4 separate regions of the Homo sapiens genome follow, and all the other regions are linked to region 3. The links are chromatin loops, found by intact Hi-C in ENCODE. Cell type or tissue: IMR-90. All regions are shown on one strand.

What was found. Peaks named below come from ENCODE experiments on the same cell type or tissue, not always from the same donor. Only the 100,000 strongest peaks of a DNase experiment are listed, where the experiment ranks them.
Region 1: it touches region 3 in a loop (2.7-fold over the local background); 13 of 110 quality-filtered maps call a loop at or near these places.
Region 2: it touches region 3 in a loop (4-fold over the local background); 4 of 110 quality-filtered maps call a loop at or near these places.
Region 4: a loop joins it to region 3, with 2.1 times the contacts of the local background. A loop is called at or near these places in 13 of 110 quality-filtered maps.

Annotation. Positions count from the first base shown.
Region 1 is chr4:47,381,659-47,386,658 of GRCh38, forward strand. The region is part of intron 5 of GABRB1 (gamma-aminobutyric acid type A receptor subunit beta1); the gene reads left to right. Among named protein-coding and RNA genes, the nearest start is that of COMMD8, 80 kb to the right of the region's middle. In IMR-90, a CTCF peak has its summit at 2,358 (motif pointing left); a DNase peak (open chromatin) is centred at 2,343.
Region 2 is chr4:46,929,816-46,934,815 of GRCh38, forward strand. All of the region lies in intron 8 of GABRA4 (gamma-aminobutyric acid type A receptor subunit alpha4), which reads right to left. Among named protein-coding and RNA genes, the nearest start is that of COX7B2, 23 kb to the left of the region's middle. In IMR-90, a CTCF peak has its summit at 2,341 (motif pointing right); a DNase peak (open chromatin) is centred at 2,366.
Region 3 is chr4:47,562,047-47,567,046 of GRCh38, forward strand. It overlaps ATP10D (ATPase phospholipid transporting 10D (putative)), which reads left to right. Exons shown (of 23, transcript NM_020453.4): 15 at 1,535-1,719. Among named protein-coding and RNA genes, the nearest start is that of ATP10D, 79 kb to the left of the region's middle. RefSeq lists a silencer at 3,197-3,386. In IMR-90, a CTCF peak has its summit at 2,506 (motif pointing left); no DNase peak of the experiment used is centred here; H3K27ac peaks cover 447 bases.
Region 4 is chr4:47,508,042-47,513,041 of GRCh38, forward strand. ATP10D (ATPase phospholipid transporting 10D (putative)) reads left to right here. Exons shown (of 23, transcript NM_020453.4): 2 at 4,463-4,789. The coding sequence starts at 4,500. Among named protein-coding and RNA genes, the nearest start is that of ATP10D, 25 kb to the left of the region's middle. In IMR-90, a CTCF peak has its summit at 2,762; no DNase peak of the experiment used is centred here; H3K27ac peaks cover 167 bases.

The sequences.
Region 1 (5,000 bases), 180 kb before region 3:
CATATTCCTACCCTAGAACCCAGCTTGAAGGGTCAGAGACAGACACAGGCCTTCCTAAATTCACATCTGACTTTTTCTTTCCTGTCTATTTCTCTTTCCCCCCTTCCCTGCCCTGAAGTGCCTTTAACTAGTGTATGTGCTGGGGAACTTATGGGTGAAGAGAATTATTTAGGAAGTTTGTATGTGTAAACATGCTTCTATCTTACTTTCTCGCCAACAGTTTCTAAACCAAAGAGCAAAGAATTTGCAAAAAATTACAAAGATTGTCAGATGCGAATTTCCCCTGTATCCTCCCCCCTCCAAGTAGTGTGTGACCACATTTTTATTGTCTAGGCTGGGGGTAGGGATAAGGTGCTTGGATTATAGTGAAGAAATTCTATTGTGACTGAATTACAAAACGATTTTGCATCTTCCCTTCTTAAATCTTCTATCCTAATAGAATAGAATCTAGGTATAATTATGCACCACATGTTACATCACCAAAACAAATGGTTTTAACATGAGCCATTCTACCAAACACAGCATCTCATAGCTATAGGCCAGGGTTTTTCAACATCAGCAATATTGACATGTTGGGTGGAATAATTCTTTTTTCTAGGCCACTGTACTGTTCTTTGTGGGAAGTTTAGCAGCATCCCAGGCCTCTACCTACTAAGTACCAGTAGCACTCCTTTCACAACCAAAAATAGACATTGCCAAATGTCTCTGGCAGGGGAAATCACCTGAGGTTGAGAATCACTGTTGTAGACCCACCCTGACACAACATGTGATGCCTATGTACTTGGAAGCATTCTTCTAAGCGTTTTGATGATGGATTGCTTCTAAGAAGCACTCTGTAGCTATCACTTTGCAAAATAACCTCTTTTATCTTTCCTGTAAGTCAGGTAGCACAGATTATTGGCCCCATTTCCACAGAGAGAAACTTGGAAGCATTCAGCCTTCCCAATCAGGTCATGGAACTCTGTACTTCCATTTTCTCCATCTGAAAAAGTGAAAAGTATCATCACTGCTTTTCTTCCCAAGCCTGAGATTGAGCAATAAGTACAGAGCATTGCCCTTTCCTAACTGCTATTCCCAAACTGTTCCATCCCAGGCAGCTCTAAAGACCAATTCATATTTGCAGGACTTCCTATTTCATGGACATCAGAAATAAAGCCTTCAACATAAACAAAATTGGCAGCTAGCCACGTATTTCATCAATGTAACTGCCAAATTACATGGAGTAAAAAATCAATTCTAGCAAAACCAATAATAATCGAATCAGTTCTTTTCCTTCATGCCCAGACACAATGCAATTTTTAAAACACAGACATTAATGTGCCCAACATGCCTACTACAATAACCTCTGTGACACCAATCTAGCACTTGGGAATGAGTGCAGATAAGCTATAGATACAAACAACTGTGAACTGTCAGCTTTACAACATTCTATTCACATGGATTTCAAAAGCCAAGAAATTATACAAGAAAGCATGACAGTTTGTGAATCTCAAAAGCACATAGCCTCCTAGTTGCTAAGGCTATCCAACCTGATTCTAGAGAGGATCCAAAAACCATGCCATATTTGAAGACAGCTGAGAATTGCCAGAGAAAAGCTATTTTTCTAGGAAAGAAAATCCACTATTTTCTATAGACACAAGAGCTTGGTAGAATATGATTATTGGAGGTTGTGTGCAATACCTCTGTGAAAACTCAGGTCAGGGACCACAACTTTGCATCCACAGATGAGAAAGGCATCCAATTTAAAAATTGAATTGGGTAGCAGCTCTCAATAAGTATCATCTGAGAGTGAGTGAATAAGGGATATGAGACTAAAATGATAGATTATACCTAAAAAAAAAATCAGGGACTAGGCAAATAAGTTAATAAAAATGAAAATTAAATTCTGATCTGATATATTAGTAATTTTTAATTCAATGCATCTTATTGCTTCCAGTTGTAAAATCATAACTGAGAGATGTGAAGAATGGGTTCATATCATTTATGGCACATAGATTTTTGTTCATTAATATGCATAGCTAAAATAGCGGGCATATGAGCTACCATACTCCTCAAAATGTTAGTGAAAGTATTATAACTTAAGCATTAAATATACCAAACAGGTCATTTTTTATAGTTACTTTAGTAATCAACTAGAGTTGCATATATTCAGATATATTTCTAGCTAAAGATCTGAATATGTGACAAGGTCTATTAATCATAATTGTTCTAGTGTCACTTAACATAAATGAATTTTAAAATAAAACCTTGTGAGAATCAGTGATCCAAAACTAAAATCATCATGAAAACCTAAAACTCCTGTAACTAAAGGAATAAAATCTTCACAGTATCATGTCGCTGCCTATGAATCTGGAAGATCTTGAGTGCCCTCTACAGGATATTTAAATAACTTTGATGTTTATTTTTCCCAAACAGGCAATTTCTAGAACGTAAAAATAACGTATCAGGTTTTATTTTTTAAATGATTACATATTCACCACGTAAAATTTTTGAAAGAAAAAATCATCCATAATATTATCATTCATAGATAACCACTATTAACTCTTTCCATATATAATCTTTGTTATATGTACACACACACATACATTTTTATTATATTTTTCTCTTAACAACATACCATAAACATTTTGCCATCACTGATTTTGGCAGGTTGAGGATTTTTTTTAGATTTTAATGGATTTTCCAAAAATGTGCTTTATTGACAAATCACTATTTCTCATCAGAATTTCTCAGTGAAAAGTGACCCCCACACCAAAATAAAAAAAAAAAAAGGAAAGAAGGTGAATTTAAATAAAACAAAACAAAACTCAGTAACCACTCAAGGGTGGGTTCATAACCAATAAAATCAGGATACACATGACTCTTCAAACCAAAAATACCATAGAGATATTCTGAATAGTTTCCCACATTGAGGATATAAGGTGGTCTTAGAAATTAAATTAGGTAAATAAGACTGTTATCCAAACTATCAAATCTGGGGTTTCAGGCCAAGAATAACACTGTTAGTGCAGTAAGGTTAAAGTAGTAGTACATTTAAGTTAGCTAGATAAGTGCCTCTGTTTCTATTTTACTTGTCCATGATCTTATTATCCTTAAAGGTAGTTTACACTTCAGAAAATAAAGGCATATTTGACACACTAAGTGCCTGTCAAAATCAGAGGTGACTCCCTTTTCTACACTAGGCCTGATTTTGTTTTTTATTTTTTAAAATAAAGCAATGATGCACATCTTTAAGGATGCCAAATAGATTAGGCATTCTTAACACTCAATTTGAAAACAATCTTTAAAAACATTATGATACTGACACACTAGTTTAGCTTCTTTGCACATGGGGTTAATTCCTTTTCATTTGTCCTAGTGAACGCTGTCATTACACTTTCCGGAGAATATTAACACGAAAGACTTTGCCTACAACCAAACAAATGTTTCAAAGTGGAAAGAGGTTTCAATCTTCCTTTTTAACCAGAGCAGAAATTACTGGCAGAGGCAACATCCTATCATAATAATGCCATGACCTCATCTGAGACTAGTTGAACAGCAAGATCCTCTCTATTCCATGATAACAATAATAAGTCAAGGTTGTCTGAATTTTGAAAGAGATTTCTCACAAACTTTGCAAGGAGTACATGTTTTATTTGGTTACAGTACTGTGAAACTCATCTTTTTGAGAAGGTTGTACCCAGATCTCAGTGGAAATTAAGAACAAGAGTAAACAGTCACAATTTATTTTCATTTCTCACCTGAGATTATTTTAAGAAGGGAGGTGCCGAGAATTGAGATGTTTATTACATGTATAGACGATGCAACAGGATTTCAAGACTGTAAAAGATTTGACCACAGGTATCTAAGAGAAATCTACTCTGTGATTATTAAAATAAATTGAAAACTCTGAACTGCTTTTACTCACAACATTTCTGACACCAAATGTTTGGGTTTGCCTCACACCAACCAATTCTCCTACTCTCTGGACACCAAGTGGATCTCTTACAATTCAATTCTGATTCTAACACTCAAGAGTTAGACTCCAGAGTCAGACTCCACAGGTTTAATGCCTCGGTCCCAGAAGACTGCATTCACTTCTGATGCCATTCACAAGCATTGGGTTCCCGGGTTACCCACAACTCTGTCCTACTTAGCTTCAAATCAGGGGCTCCCACAAACCTCCCTCTAGGTTTGACAATTTGCCGGAATGTCTCACAGAACTCAGGAAAACAGTCTACTTACTACTACTGGTTTATACAACTCAGGAGCAGCCAGATGAAAGAGACACATAGGGCAAAGAATGGCAGGGAGTTGTGGGGGTGCAAAGCTTTCATGCCCTCTCCAGGCATGCCACCCTCCCAGCACCTTGATGTGTTCACCAGCCTGGAAGGTCTTTGAACATTAGTGGGTTTTATGGAAGTTTCATCACATAGGCATGATGGATTATTAACTCAATCTACAGCTTTTCTCTGCTCTCTGGAGGTTGAGGTGGGGACTGTGAAAGTTTCAGGCTTCTAATCTGGGTATGGTCTTTTTGACAACCAGCCCCCATCCTGAAGCCATCTAGATGCTCACCAGAATCACTGCATTAAAATGAGAGATGCTGCTGTCACCCAAGAAATTCCAAGATATTTAAGAGCTCTGTGTCAGGAATGAGGGACAAAATCACATATATATTTATTATGCCACAGAAATAGATGACTAAGGATTTTTTTCTGAGACATAAAATATTCTCCCCTTTGACTATGAAGACAAATAAAATGTAGAGGCTACAAGCTGTTTGTTTTGAGATTTTATTGATAACAAGCACATCAATACAGACAATAAGATTTTTAGCATTTGCAGGTGTGATTATCCTTTACTTCACTGTGTATTGGGGCCATTGAGTAACCGTCACTGTGATCTTTGGCTAGCAATGTACCTAAAACATATGTACCTACATAAATTAATGCAATATAGCTCCATTAGCATGTATAAAGGAAAGCAGACCTTGTGAGTGGGAGGATATTATCATGAGC
Region 2 (5,000 bases), 630 kb before region 3:
CATGAAGTAGATGGTGAGTGAAAAAATGGAGAAATAGAGGAAAGAGAAAGAAGAGCAGCTAATAAAAGGGTGATTGGAAGAAGCCAGCCTCAAAGGGCAATTCACAGATACTAATAATATATGAAGTGGGTAGATTATATACAATTAATTGAAATCTCACTTTAGACATAAAGGTTTATTCTACAAATGTATTCTTTTTTAGTATACTCATCTAGCATGTTTAAAGTTCAATTCATATCTCATAAATCATGACTTCAAGGTCGCTGAGTAGAGAAGGAAAAACAGCCTCACAAAACAGAGCCAGTGTAGACTCTGACAGGTGTAGAAAGCATTCGTCATGTCAGCTTGTAGTATTCTTCTAAGCAGGGTGCAGTTGAACTAATGAGAAATTGTAGCCTAACATATGGCACTGAATTTGGGTGGAGAAAATTGAAATCAAAATTGACATCAACCTGAAAGCTGAAGAACCATTACTTATCCTGCAGTTTTCCTCTATACAGAACATTGTAAATGTCACCTAATTAATCCTCAGATTTTGAATCTCTTGTTACAGAAAAGGATAGTAATTAACTGATTATCATTGATCCTAAAATATTATATACATGGTGAATAACATAAAAAAAGAACAAGGTATATCCTCAAAATTTAAAGAGCATATATAATCATTGGCAAGGAAACATACATACACACATGATACAATAAAAAATATAATGAAAGGTAAAATATATTCAAGAACCAAACTATGACCAAATGCTGAATATCCCAAGAAGAGAAGAAAAGAGAGTAAAATGATAAATTGGACAAACAGGAAAGAAATACATTTTTTTTTCAAATATAATATGATAGTTGCATACCATCTTCTTCTTTCAGTCAGTTAGGTTGTCCATGACCTTTAGAAATCTGTATGTTTCCTAATACCAAATTCTAAGGACTGGAGACTTTCCCTTCCAGCCAAAATGAAGTAACAGGAACTAAGTCTACTTTCCTGCCTAAAATGACCCCCAAAACTTAAAACAAATGCAAAAAAAAAACCTGTTGTTTGAAGAAACTGGCCATTAGACAACACAGAACCATAATCACCGAGAGGGAAGAAACAAACTTGAGAGAGTTGCCATGCTGTGGTTTAGGAAAGGAAAAAACAGAAAAAAACTGGCAGGCTTCCTGAACTGAAGAGATGAAGTTGAGAGTCTTGGGAGACCAAGATGGCTAGAGTTCACAGGACAAAGTACCAGAGATAAGAATGCTAAACAAAGAGAGAACTCCAAAGATCTAAAGAGAGTCCCCATTGAGTATTTTACTAAGCAAAGATCAGTTTATGGGTGTGAGGTAACTACCCAAGGCTGAAAGGAACCGTCCAAAATGATTAGAAGAAACAATACCTGACATTCACCCAAAGCCAGGAATAGTGCATGTTTCCACCTGCTGCACTAGAAAATGTCAACATTCATGTAGCATTTGGTAGAGTACGTAGAAGTTCCTGTCTTAATAGTATAGTATAAATAGCCTCAAACACTGCTCTGGTATTGTCTAATGAATTTTAAGAGCAAGAGTAGGAAGGATCAAACTGACTCTAAGTAACTTTACTGCCCCCCAAAACAAAGTATTAAAACATTTAAGTTCTTTCGTTCTAGACCAGTATGCTTCTGGAATGTCCTGAAATCTTGTGAATTGTGTTCTATATAATAGACTGGCTTCAAAAGTGACACCAATTCATCATTTCTCTTTATATTCCTGCCTCCATATTCATGCTCCACATTCATGTCCAGGAGCTTACCCACTCCTGACCCATCCAGAGTTGGAGTCTATTTTTCCTAAGCTGGCTAATGACTTTCTTTGTTCAATAGTATGTGGCGGAAATGATAGTTTGTCATTTCCAATTCTTAACCTCAACAGTTCTTACTTGCTTACACTCTTTCTGGAAACACTGACACCACCACCATAAGAACAGGTCAGCCTGGGCTAGCCTGCTAGAGATTGAGAGCTCATTTGGAGAATAGCCAGTTATCACAATGAGACAAGCCTAGAACATCCAACAACTAGCTGACACTAGATTCATGAGTGTTCCGTTAAGAGAAAATGAGCTGCCCGAGCAAGCGTAATCAACATCAACAGAATCCACAGTTGATCCACAGATTTGGGAGCAAAAATAAATATTAATTGTGTGTACCTGAAGTATCATTTTTTTTGTTATGCAATATTATTGTGGCAATAGATAATAGATAGATGAGTTAGATCAAAGGTCCTGATGGGAGGTGCTGCCAAGGGCTCGTGAGGGCGGAAGTTCCTCAGACATTCTGGGATACTTAGAAGATTGGCCTGCCCAGAACTCATAGAGGACCTTTAGGGGGCACTGTTGCCTAATCCACACGCTAGCTGAAGGACCAACATATTTTGCCCTTCATAATCCCACTCTATAAGAATTACAATATTTTAAAACAGAAAGGGATTTCAGTGATCAACTTATTCCATTACCTCATTTTCCAGTAGAGAAAAGTAAGAACAGAAAGGTTACAGGTCACTGGAAGTCATACAGCAAGTTACTTACTTGGTGTCTGTTCTGCCTCACTGTAGAGGTTCTCTACTCACAAATGTGGAGGAGGCTTTAAAGAACTTAACAAGCTGCACATATTTGAGTCAGTCAAGTACTCATAGTAGTATAATGTTAAGAAAAATTATACAAGACTTGGACATCAGAAAAAAATACAGCATGTCCTTTCAATGTCATAATAGAGTATTGTTTAACAAGCCCACTCAAGGATTATTAAGTCTTTAGAATAATTTACTTGAGTTTGATTTTGCCATTTAATATTTTATTAGAACCCAAACACTGTCAAGTTAACATATTCAATTATGGATTCCTGTCTAGTACAAAAGATCATGAAAGGTTATGGTTTTATTGCCTTGTCAGACATTAAGCACTTCTGTATTTAACCTACCAGTCTTATTTTACTTTTCCTTTTAAAAAATTGCCTATACGTAGCCATTCCTCAAAAAGATTTTGAATCCATTTTACCATCTAAGTGGGTCTCTCATTAATTAACAATTGAACCAATCTTGGAGACCTGTCCATTCATTATTTGTATGTCATGCTTTTGACAGTTGGAAAACTATATTCTGATGATATCTACTATTGGATAAGTTATAAATATCGAAGAAATAAAATCTTACATTTGAAGAATATGCCTAGAGAAAGAGGAGAGTCTAAGCAAAAATAAAAAGAATCAGTCTAAGGTGGTTAGAAAAAAGAACAATGAAGTAAGAGACTTTTTGAGAGTGGGGTGTGCAACATGAACAGTACCAAAAAGATTACTGTCTGAAAACAAAGATCAAGTGTTTTTATTCCAGTTTAAAAGAAGTAATGAGCTAGAGTATAAAGACTGTCTTATCAATCATTGTAGATTAATGCACACAGTAGGCACCTATTTCATATTTGATAAATTGCATTAAAATGGATATCCTATAGAATCAAGATCCTTTTTCAAATTAGAAAGTGTCAAAAATTTTTATCTGATCTCCAATTTATTATTTCTTTTTCTATGGGACACATCTTTAGAATATTGCAGGTAGTGCCTAAGGCATTTAAGTTATCTTGACTCAATCCCAAGTCTGGCTGAGAATGCCTTAGAAGTTTCACTATTCTGTATATCATATCCTACATAAAGGAAAGTGGAATTAGACTGATTTGAGGCTTAAATCATTGCTCTCTGCCAAGCAGTTAAATGACACTCAAGTTATTTTTGCAGTTATGTCTCAAGTTTTACTCTGTTAAAAGTAGTCATTTTCCATGATGACAGACCACAAAAGGAATAAGGTATCTGCTGATCTATCTGGCACACGACTCACTGGGAAGAATATTCACCCAGCTTTCACATTTTGGTGCAACTAATGTGTCAGAGTGATGTTGTGTTTCGTACAGAGTGTAGAGACTTCAGTGGTTCTATCATGATTTAGCTGATGCACAGTGGTTTCGAACAAGAAAAAGCACCTAAGCTTCATTTGAATTTTAAAAAATGATTTAGTTTGAAATTACTTTGTCATTAGTCACAATAGCCTGAAGCAAGAAAAGAGATGCAAGGTGGTAGATTTAAACATTACCAACAAATTAAAGCAGCAACAGGCAAACAGGAGCAGATCCAGGCAATTCGTCAGTCATGACTGTGATCTGACACAATTTCTAAATAATTTTTATCAACTGCAAAAAAAACTCATCTCAACTTATGACTCTAGCAGCAATGAGATAAAGTGACTAAGATTAGGTCTGCAGAATGCACACAGCTACATTCATATTACTTGCTTGAGAAGCTAATGAAGTTTAATAAAATGTAACTTAATCCTTGTAAATTAAAAACTAACAAGACTGATAACGAATAGGTTTATCTTCTAGAATATCAATGAGTCACATACTAAAAAAAAAGAATCTAGTAATATAAAGACATTTATTCAAGATCATTTGGACAGGACTTCATGGGTAAGCCACACATCTTATTTAATAGGGAAATAAACAAATGTGGTAGAGCAGCTAGAACTAAACTCCAAGGTAATGATTTACTGAGAAATATCAACAGCATTTTTAGAACGTGCTACACGTAGAAATTTTTAACACATCCCCTCCAAATAAACATGCTAAATATTTTATATACCAAGGCACTCTATCATATATTGAGCTCCAAAATGTAGAAACCAAAATGCTGAGTTCCCTATTTATTGTATTTAATTTCCTCCCAATGTTGGCATTTAATTCAATGTTTGTATTTCCATAAGTTACAGAAATACTACTTTCAATATCAGGCACTGGGATAAACTTTTGTTTTCCATTTGGGATTACCAGAAAAAGAAATCTTAAAGAATCCATTCATTTTCCCTTTATATATTTAGAGTTGAGGGTTTAAAACATTAGAATTTCTTTAAGATAGGTGACTTTGTGATTACTTTTGTTTCATACTGATTCCTAGTGTTTCCTTTTTATTTGTAAATGTTTTGTATGGTAGACACATGGCTCC
Region 3 (5,000 bases):
ATCAAAAATGCTCCATGGGTTTAGTGCCAAAACTCATTTGGCAGAAAAATCATACCTGATTTGATATAAGACTATTTATAGTTATTATCCTAATTTAGGTGAACATTTGTCAGTTTTCCTGCAGAAATATTAATATGCTTGATTAACAAGTATTATAGAATATGGTATATGCACCATATTACTTTTTTAATATCTGAAAAATGTTTGAATTCCAAAACACATATGGCCCCAATTGTTTCAGAAAAGGGAACTGTAGACCCATGAAAGAACACTGCAAATAGACATTGTATCTTACTGGCAGGAGCATTCTTTAAAAGCCTGCCCTTTAAAGGACATGAACAGACATTTTTCTAAAGAAGACAACAACAAGTGGCCAACAAACATGAAAAAATGCTCAACATCACTAGTTATCAGATGCAGACAAATGCAAATTAAAACCACAATGAGATACCATCTTACACCAGTCAGAATGTCTGTTAAAACGTCAGAAGACAACAGATGTTGGCAAGGATGCAGAGAAAAGGGAACGCTTATATACTGCTGGTTGGAATGTAAATTAGTACAACCTCTATGGAAAACAGTGTGGAGATTCTCAAAGAACTGAAAATGGAATTACCGTTCAATCCAACAATCCCACTACTGGGTATCTACCCAAAGGAAAAGAAATCATTATATCAAAAAAGTACCTGCAATCATAGGCTTATCACAGCACTGTTCACAATAGCAAAGTCACAGAATCAGATTTCTAAGTGTCCACCAACAAACGATTAAAGAAAATGTGATATAATATATATATATACACACACACACACATATATACACAATGGAATCCCACTCAGCCATAAAAAAGAATGAAATTGTGTCTTTTGCAGCAACATGGATGAAACTGGATGCCATTATCTTAAGTGAAATAACCCAGAAACAGAAAGTCAAGTACCACACGTTCTCACTTATAAGTGAGAGCTAAATAACATGTACACATGGACATGGAAAATGAAATAGTAGACATTGGAGACTCAGAAAAGTGGGAGGATAGGTCGGGGAGCAAGGGATGAGAAATTACCTAACAGGTACAATTTACACTATTTGCATGATGGTTACACTGAGAGCCCAGATTTCACCCCTACACAATATATCAGTGTAACAAAACTGCGTTTGTGCCCCCTAAGTCTATAATAATAAAAATAAAATCCCACCCTTATCCTTGGGAATATCATAGAATTATAAAATTGTAGTGTAAGGTTGCATAAATAATTGACTCAAATCCCTTCAATTTACAGATAAGAAATCTAGCCAAAAGGAGAACGAGTAAGTTTGATAAATCCATTGATCCCTGAGGCTTCCTTCCCAAAATATTACATTGCATATAATTTTGGTCTGGGTCGTCAAACCTCCTTTGACTCTCCTGAGCAGCTGGGCAGTTTATGTAGTGTAGGGTTGAGTTGGCTAACAGATATGATTCAACTGTAGACTAGCTGAGCTTCAGCTGGCTTTGGTTTCTTACAAGTCCTATTGCACTTTGGTTATTTTTTAGGTGCTACTGGCATTGAAGACCGTCTGCAGGAGGGAGTCCCTGAATCTATAGAAGCTCTTCACAAAGCGGGCATCAAGATCTGGATGCTGACAGGGGACAAGCAGGAGACAGCTGTCAACATAGCTTATGCATGCAAACTACTGGAGCCAGATGACAAGCTTTTTATCCTCAATACCCAAAGTAAAGTGCGTATATTGAGATTAAATCTGTTCTTCTGTATTTTCAAAGGCATTGGAACATTTGAGATTTGATGTATGCAAGGATTAAAAAAAAAACAAAACAGCAACCGTTAGCTTTTTTTGTTGTTTGTTTGTTTGTTTTGGTTTTTTTGAGACGGAATCTTGCTCTGTCACCCAGGCTGGAGTGCAGTGGTGCAATATCTTGGCTCACTGCAACCTCCACCTCCCAGATTCAAGCAATTCTGCTTCAGCCTCTCAAGTAGCTGGGATTACAGGCATCTGCCACCACGCCTGGCTAATTTTTGTATTTTTAGTAGAGACGGGGTTTCACCTTGTTGGCCAGGCTGATCTTGAACTCTTGACCTCAAGTGATCCGCCAGCTTTGGCCTCCCAAAGTGCTGGGATTACGGGGTGAGCCACTGTGCCCTGGCCAGCAACCATTAGCTTCTTGATAATTTTTTCTATCCAGAAACCTACCTTGTGCTTGGAAGGATGTCTATTCTTCTAAAGGCCTGATGGAAAATTATAATGATTCAGAGGAATCATTGCTGAATAAAGGCATTAGAAGAAAGTTTTTTTTTTTTATTTGCTTTCCCCCCTCCACACTGGATTACCAGGGATCTGACAGGACTTAGCCCAAAATGAGAAAATATATCAAGTCCTGGTACAGGAATCTACCTCCCTTTTAAGATAAGAAAAAGTGATAGTTTTTATTGAAATCAGGTGAATAAATTATTAAATATTTTATGGCAATTCTAAAAATAGACTCAGGGAAATCGTGCCCTCTTGTGGTAATTCCTAGGTAGTGCTCCCGAGAATATCATAAGTTTGAAGAACTGTTTAAGGGAAGAGGAAAATGTCATTTTTTAAAAAAGAAGGAAATTTAGGAGGCTTAGACTCAGCCCAGTTTTTTCTATTTTTGCCTCCCGCTAATCTCTAACACCAATGTTTAATCAGATAAATAAGGGTTTTATTTTTCTCAGAAGCCTTCCAGTATAGTGATCCCCTCCAAGATTTGTGCACATTGTTTATTTTTCTTGAAAAACTTCCTCCCATTCTTCTTCAGCAGTCAGACTTAACCAGTGATATCAATCCCATCACTGCAGTCTGCCTTCTTTGAAATCTTGTGGAGCTTTTCTTCAGGATCACTTCTTGAGCTTTGCCTGCTCAAGGCTGCCATGATTGGTTAACATGTTTTCGTTTGTTTATTTGTTTGTTTGTTTGTTTGTTTTGAGGCAGCCCAGGCTGGAGCGCTATGGCGCGATCTCGGCTCACTGCAAGCTCCGCCTCCCGGGTTCACGCCATTCTCCTGCCTCAGCCTCCCGAGTAGCTGGGACTACAGGCTCCCGACACCACGCCCGGCTAATTTTTTGTGTATTTTTAGTAGAGACGGGGTTTCACCGTGTTAGCCAGGATGGTCTCGACCTCCTGACCTCGTGATCCGCCCGCCTCGGCCTCCCAAAGTGCTGGGATTACAGGCGTGAGCCACCGCGCCCGGCCTGGTTAGCATGTTTTTATGGTCAGACCTCAACCAGCACTCAGCTAAATGGTACATTTTGAGAAAAGGGAAAAATAGAGTGGGTTCCCCTTTACGGTGGCCCAGTGACCCATAACCACAACCACCAGCCAACTCCCAGTAGCTGCAGGGGGCAGAACAGAAGAAAATGCTTAGTCATTTCAGTCACCAAAAGAATGTAGCCTAGGTGGCTGGTAAGACTAGGGATCAAATGCTTGGCCTGCCGCTGACTGAGTATGTGGCCTTAGGGAGTTACTTACCCTCCTGTGCCGCTTTTTCTTTACTCATAATGGGAGAGTAATGACTGTTTAATGGGGTTTTTGTGAGCATTAAATGAAAAAATATAAATTGTTTAATGCGGTGCCTATCAGATGAGAGGGGTTCAGTAAGCATTAAAAAAGAAAAATAGAGATTGTTGTGAACAGTAAAATCTTTAGGACTGTGAAATTCATTTATAATGCAATATATCCATATAAAAAAATTACACTTATACCCTTAAATTTATATAAATAAAAAAATTATTTATAAATACACAATTTATCTTATGTTTAAAGGCATTTAAAACTATCGATTCAAGAAGTATTTACTGAGTACCTATAATTTTTTTGCTATCGATAGCTATTCCACATGTGTGAATTTTCCAAATAACTAAACAGAATACAACAAACATAATTTAGTTTTATCACAACTCAAGATAAAAAGCCAGGCACATAGTATGGGCTCAGTCACTAGTATTTAACTCTTTTCTTTCCACCTCCCACTCCTAGTCCCTCAGGAATCACTAAGAGTTTAAAAGGACTTGAAGATCATGGAGCCCAGTGTGTCACTTAGTGAAGGAATTGCTCCTATAACATTCTAAGCAGGCAATGTGGCAGCCAGTGGAATGTCTGAAGTTACTTTTGTGTCATCTTTACAAATTTCCATCAACGTTGTTCTTCAATTTACAAATTAGATTATAAGTGTTGCCAGTTGCAAACTTTACCTTTTACTCTCATAAAAGTTTTTTTTCTTCATTTGTTTTAATATAGTCATATCCTGTTTGTAACTAGTTACTGCATTGGAATATACAAAGGCCTTTCAGGATTGGTCATTTAATTTTTTAAGTTTTATTTTTGTAATTTCATTTAAATTTTTCTCCTCAGATTGGTAACTTTCTATCTTCATAATTTATATTAGAATCTACAAAAAGGCTTTCCATACCTGATCTCATTTGACAATTACAACAAATAGACATAGAAGATAAATTATCTGTTTTATAACCTGAGACTCCAAATGCTTGTGATTTCTCTAAGTACAGCTGATTACTAAACTTTAAATTTTCTGATTCCCATTACAGTATATTTTCTAATTATATATTACATATTACATATATACAGTTGATTCTCCTTATTTGTAGAGTTATAGTTTATGTAGTTGCCCCGAGCTCTGAATTAGCAAACACTGACCACTGCTTTTAGAGGAGATACAAAGTTAGCTTCCTCTGATTACAACATACTGTCAACAATCAATACATGACCTTGTTTCTTCTGAAATGTACCTTATTTAATATGCATATTAATGATTCATTAACGTTAAATGCATTGCCAACAGACTGTAACTTATACCCAAACAAAGCTTATCTAACATGGGTAAGTTCCCCCCATAGGACACATCACAGCCTTTTTTGCTTGGAAACACTGCAGCCCATGATTGGGAGTCATTTTAAACAGCAAAATCACTGACAAAAAGCAGAAAGATGCAAAAAATATGGCACCAAATAGCCCATGAAAAG
Region 4 (5,000 bases), 54 kb before region 3:
CTAAATCAGAATCTCCAGGGGAGAGGCTTTGGAGACTGTGACTAACAGGGGCCCCAAGTGATTCTTATCAGGGGGTCTTGGGCAACAGAGGACAAGTGGAATACAGTTCGTTCATGAACATTGTTGGGATGAGTTTTGGAGAGAATGGTGAAGAATGAGATTAGGTAGTATGAAGGTCACTTTATGTCATGCCTGTCTTTTTGATTGTTCGGTTTTCTGTTTGTATCCTACCTAATGCTGCTACTTCTCAGGCATTAATAGGTACATTGAACTGAGCATTTACTTGGACAACTTTAAATTGAAAGCTTTGGACCTAAGCCCAATGTATAAGATTCCCACCCTTGACTTATCTGTGGCTTGAGAAACACTTAAACAGGAGAGTGGGGAAGAGGATGAGCATTGTTTATTTATAGCATGTCCCTTGACTATTAATCGTGTTTCATTTTATTTGTTAGAAGACTGAGTAGCTACTAAGTAGTACAGCTAATATTTGAGCCTGGACTTACAGAGTAGAAGAAATGTGATTTGTCAAAAAGTGGTGAGCAAAGTGCTCATTCCTTCATTTAAAACGGGTGAACTGCAAAATGCAGGGTTGGAGTCAAGGTCCATAGTAACCTCTGTTACCATATGAAGATGTGTGCCCACCATTCCCTTGATTCTTTTAAGAAAAACCAATTATCAATATTTTATGTGAATTTATCTCTATTTTAAAATCTTGCTTTTATATGTGTGTGTGTATACATGTATTTATGTTTATAAAACAAAACCATGTGCTTGCCGACACTCTGATACAAAATAAGTCATTGGGTAGAATTTTGCTGTAGGACTAATGGTTTGTGACCACTGTGTTAAATCATCTCTGAAGTCTAAGCCTTAAGATATTATGATTTGTGATAACGCTTGATGAGGTATGACTTACTGATTTGCTTTCCTATCATATCTTAAAGAAATTTTCCTCAATATTTATGTGGAGCTTTATTAATAACAGAGGCTTCTCCAAGTACTAACATACTTTTAACTTTGTTGGAAGTGACAGAGAAAGAGTGAAAGGCTCTTTCCTGACTACTGTGGGCACAGTGCTGCCCTCCCCTGAGCCTTCTTGTCCAACTGCTGTCTTTCAGTAATTTTCTACCATAAGATTCTGTTTTCTTCTTCTTTTTTAAATCTGATATTTTCAAACATTGAAAATATTATTTCTTTTTATTCGTTTACAAAAACATCCACTGAAATAAAATAATTTAAAAGATCTTTATAAATATTTTATCTTTAGCTCTCTGTAGAACAAATACCTATTTCTATAGGAAAAGCTTTCTGTGTATAACATTATTGACTGAGGGAGAAAGGGTTGTAAGGGGAAAATTTTGTTTTAAAAACTTTTGAATTGACAAATACAAATTGTATGTATTTATGGTGAAGAATGTGATGTTTTGATATGTGGATGTATTGTGGAATGGCTAGCTCAAGGTAATTAACATATGTATTACCTCACATACTTTTTATTGTGGTGAGAACACTTTAGGTCTACTCTCTTAACAATTTTCAAGTGTACAACATATTGTTACTGTATTAACCATAGTCATCGTAATATACAATAGATCTCTTCAACTTATTACTCCTTTGTAGCTGAAATTTTGTATTCTGTAATAGTCTGTTTTCTGCATTTGGGGTTGTGGATCTATTTAGGAACATGGATCTATCCATTTCCATGTATAATTTCAGCTTTGTGTGAAGCCACACACTATCAGTATCTTTTTACCAACATGTACACTAACATTAGTGGATCTTGAAACTAATTCAATGCATCCTAACTAGTACTAATATGAGAGAGAGAAGAAAGAAGATCCCTGTATGCATTGCAGGTGGTAAGGGTAAGAAATATTTCATAGAACTTTTGTTTCAGGGGTGTGTGTGTGTGTGTGTGTGTGTGTGTGTGTGTGTGTGTAAATTCTACTTTGCATCATAGAATGTATTTCTTACTGGGAGAGCAGTTAACGCATTTCAAAAGCCTCTGATCTAGGATGACTAAATAGATCCTTGGTCATTCCTGCCTAGTATAAGAGTTTAAATTTTAAACTAGCAATTTGAAAGGATTTTCATCATATGTTAATTACCTCCAAGCCTAGGCTTTTCTCCTCAGTCATTTCAAAGCACTTCTCTGTCTAGCTTAAATCTGTCCTCTGATCCAAGGGTCACTTTTCAGGAGAATGACAGTGCTGAAGAGAGAGTTCTTACAAAATGATGAGCTGCCCAGCCTTGGAGAGTAGGAGAGAGACTCTTGTAGGCTCTAGAAGGGGGCCATGGAGGGCAGTGAGCCAGCCCTAATTCTATCTTCACCAAAATTCCTTGAAAATGAAAAGAAGGAATAAAGGAGAAAGGCAATGTGGGAGTAAATAGAGAATCTCATGTACATTTAAAGATATTGAAAAGTCCTAAAGAGAAGGAGACCTAGAAATACTTTTGCAATGAAATGTTTTGCAGTCGTTATGGGCTTGTTTCTTAGGAACTGAGTGACTTGGGGAAAGATGTAGTTCTTGTCTGGGTTGTGGAATAAAAAGCTGATTGTTTCTGTGAACCAGTAAGTATGTTTGCTAGCGTGAGGTTATTAGTCAGACACACCACAAATTAGCAGAAGTTAACACCTCCTGTATTTGTTTCATGTTTGTTTAGTTAGTCCTGTTTGGACTCTCAAGAAATTGTATTTCAGAATTTAAAAAGGGAAGTGAGATTTAGATTGTTGTATGAGATTGTGGACACTAGAGGGATAAACATTCTTATGTCTTAGTAAGAATTTAATGGCAAGTGAATGCTTCCTTTTAAAGTTTCCAGAAATAAATCAAATTGTGCTGATTTCAACCTTTTAAAAAAAGTCACATTTGTCATAATGGTAACCTAATGTGCATTATGTGAAACTAATGAAAAGCACTTAGTATTTATGTTCAGTATTTTCTGTTATCTATTGATTCACTTATAAAGCACTATCTTATGTTCTTATTCTGGGGGAGAGTTCTAGATATGTTATGAACTACATTAATAACTCAAGCTGCCATTGTGAGCAGCCAGTTAAAAGAACCAAGCCACTTTTGTATGCTTGGTGAAGTAAAAACCAGCTTTTCAAATATACTTCGGAGGCAGACTTTTAAAAAATTATATTGAAGAGATAGTAAATGTTATTTTGGCCAGTCAATCTTCATTGATTTAGTTATCTATAAATAAATATTTTAGAGGCCAAAATCCAAAAGAACTGTTTTTTTTTCTTGTTCCTATTATTAGTATAAAACCGATGAGGCTGACATGAATATTTTCTCTCATGATAAGACGGGCTATCTATTGTGGGTCCAATATCCAGGCACAACTACATATACTCAGAGGCTGTTGTTCTTCCCATCAAAAGTGATTGTCTGCCTGTAATCCCAGCTATTCAGGAGGCTGAGGCATGAGAATTGCTTGAACCCCTTTCTTTCCTATTTTTGTTTTGATTAACAAACTCACATTTTGTTTTGATTAACAAACTCCAGGTAGGGCTGCATTTCTTGGAAAATAAGGAAACCTTAGAAATAAGGAAAATAAGGGAATATGTTATCAGTTTGATTTTGTTTTGTAGCAAAGCACCCCAAAACTTAATGACATAACATTTATTGATTCATAATTTGATGGGTGGGCAAGTCGGGCTGAGCTCAGCTGAGACATCTTTATTCTAATTTGTGCCTTCTGGGCACACTCGCTTGTTAGTGGTCAGTTGGCAGTCAGTGGTGTTATTTATGTATTTATAGAGGCTATGGTGGTAAATGGGGCAACTGAGGCATGTGGTGTGGGCTACAGTGGTTCCTAGAACAGTGAGAGAGAATAAGCTCCAGTGAACAAGCACTTTTCAAGCCTCTATTTGCTGTCTTGTTTACTAGTGTTACATTAGCTGAAGCAAGGCACATGGCCAAGCCCAGACACCACAGGTAGAGAAAGACTCTACCTCTTGATTGGCAGAGAGTTATGCTTGCAGAGATAGGAAGAATTTGTGGGCATTTTTGTAATCCACATAGAATGGGTTTTTTTGATGTCCTATGATTTATCAGACTTTATGCTATGTGACTTACCTGTTATTCATTTAGTCCTCAAAACAATTTCCTGACATGCCTGGCATTATGCCCATTGCAAAGATGATAAAACTGATGATCAGAGAAGTTAAGAGACTTGCACAAATTAAGCCCAAATTGTTTGCTTCAAGTTATGGAATGGCCTTTTAGGTGCTGTCTCTTGTTAAGCAACATGATCAGATGCTTAGCCCATGAGGCAGAAGATGTATGCTTTATTTGGTTAAAATGGAGTTCTAAAGACTACTTTTACTTTCTCCCTTACATGTTGAACCATTGGGTCATATATTTATTTGGTATAGAAAAAATATTAAAATTTCACTATCTTTGAGACGTTTCAGAAGCTCATGGAAGTGTGGTTTTTGTTTGTTTGCCAGGTCAGCTACACAACCTGGATCTTACCACAGTTTGGATATGACTGAGGCTCTCCAATGGGCCAGATATCACTGGCGACGGCTGATCAGAGGTGCAACCAGGGATGATGATTCAGGGCCATACAACTATTCCTCGTTGCTCGCCTGTGGGCGCAAGTCCTCTCAGACCCCTAAACTGTCAGGAAGGCACCGGATTGTTGTTCCCCACATCCAGCCCTTCAAGGATGAGTATGAGAAGTTCTCCGGAGCCTATGTGAACAATCGAATACGAACAACAAAGTACACACTTCTGAATTTTGTGCCAAGAAATTTATTTGAACAATTTCACAGGTACTGTTTTATTTTTGAAGAAAACCTTAGAATATCATTCTAGTTGATATATAACATATTTTTCATTTTCATAACCCTGTATATTACTTAAACCTAAGACATGTGACATCATCCTTGACAATTTTGATACAAATCTGTTGTGGAATGATGACTCCTCCCATTCACGTAGCACTTTCCAATTGGAAAGGTGTTTTCTCTTTACCAGAAAAGA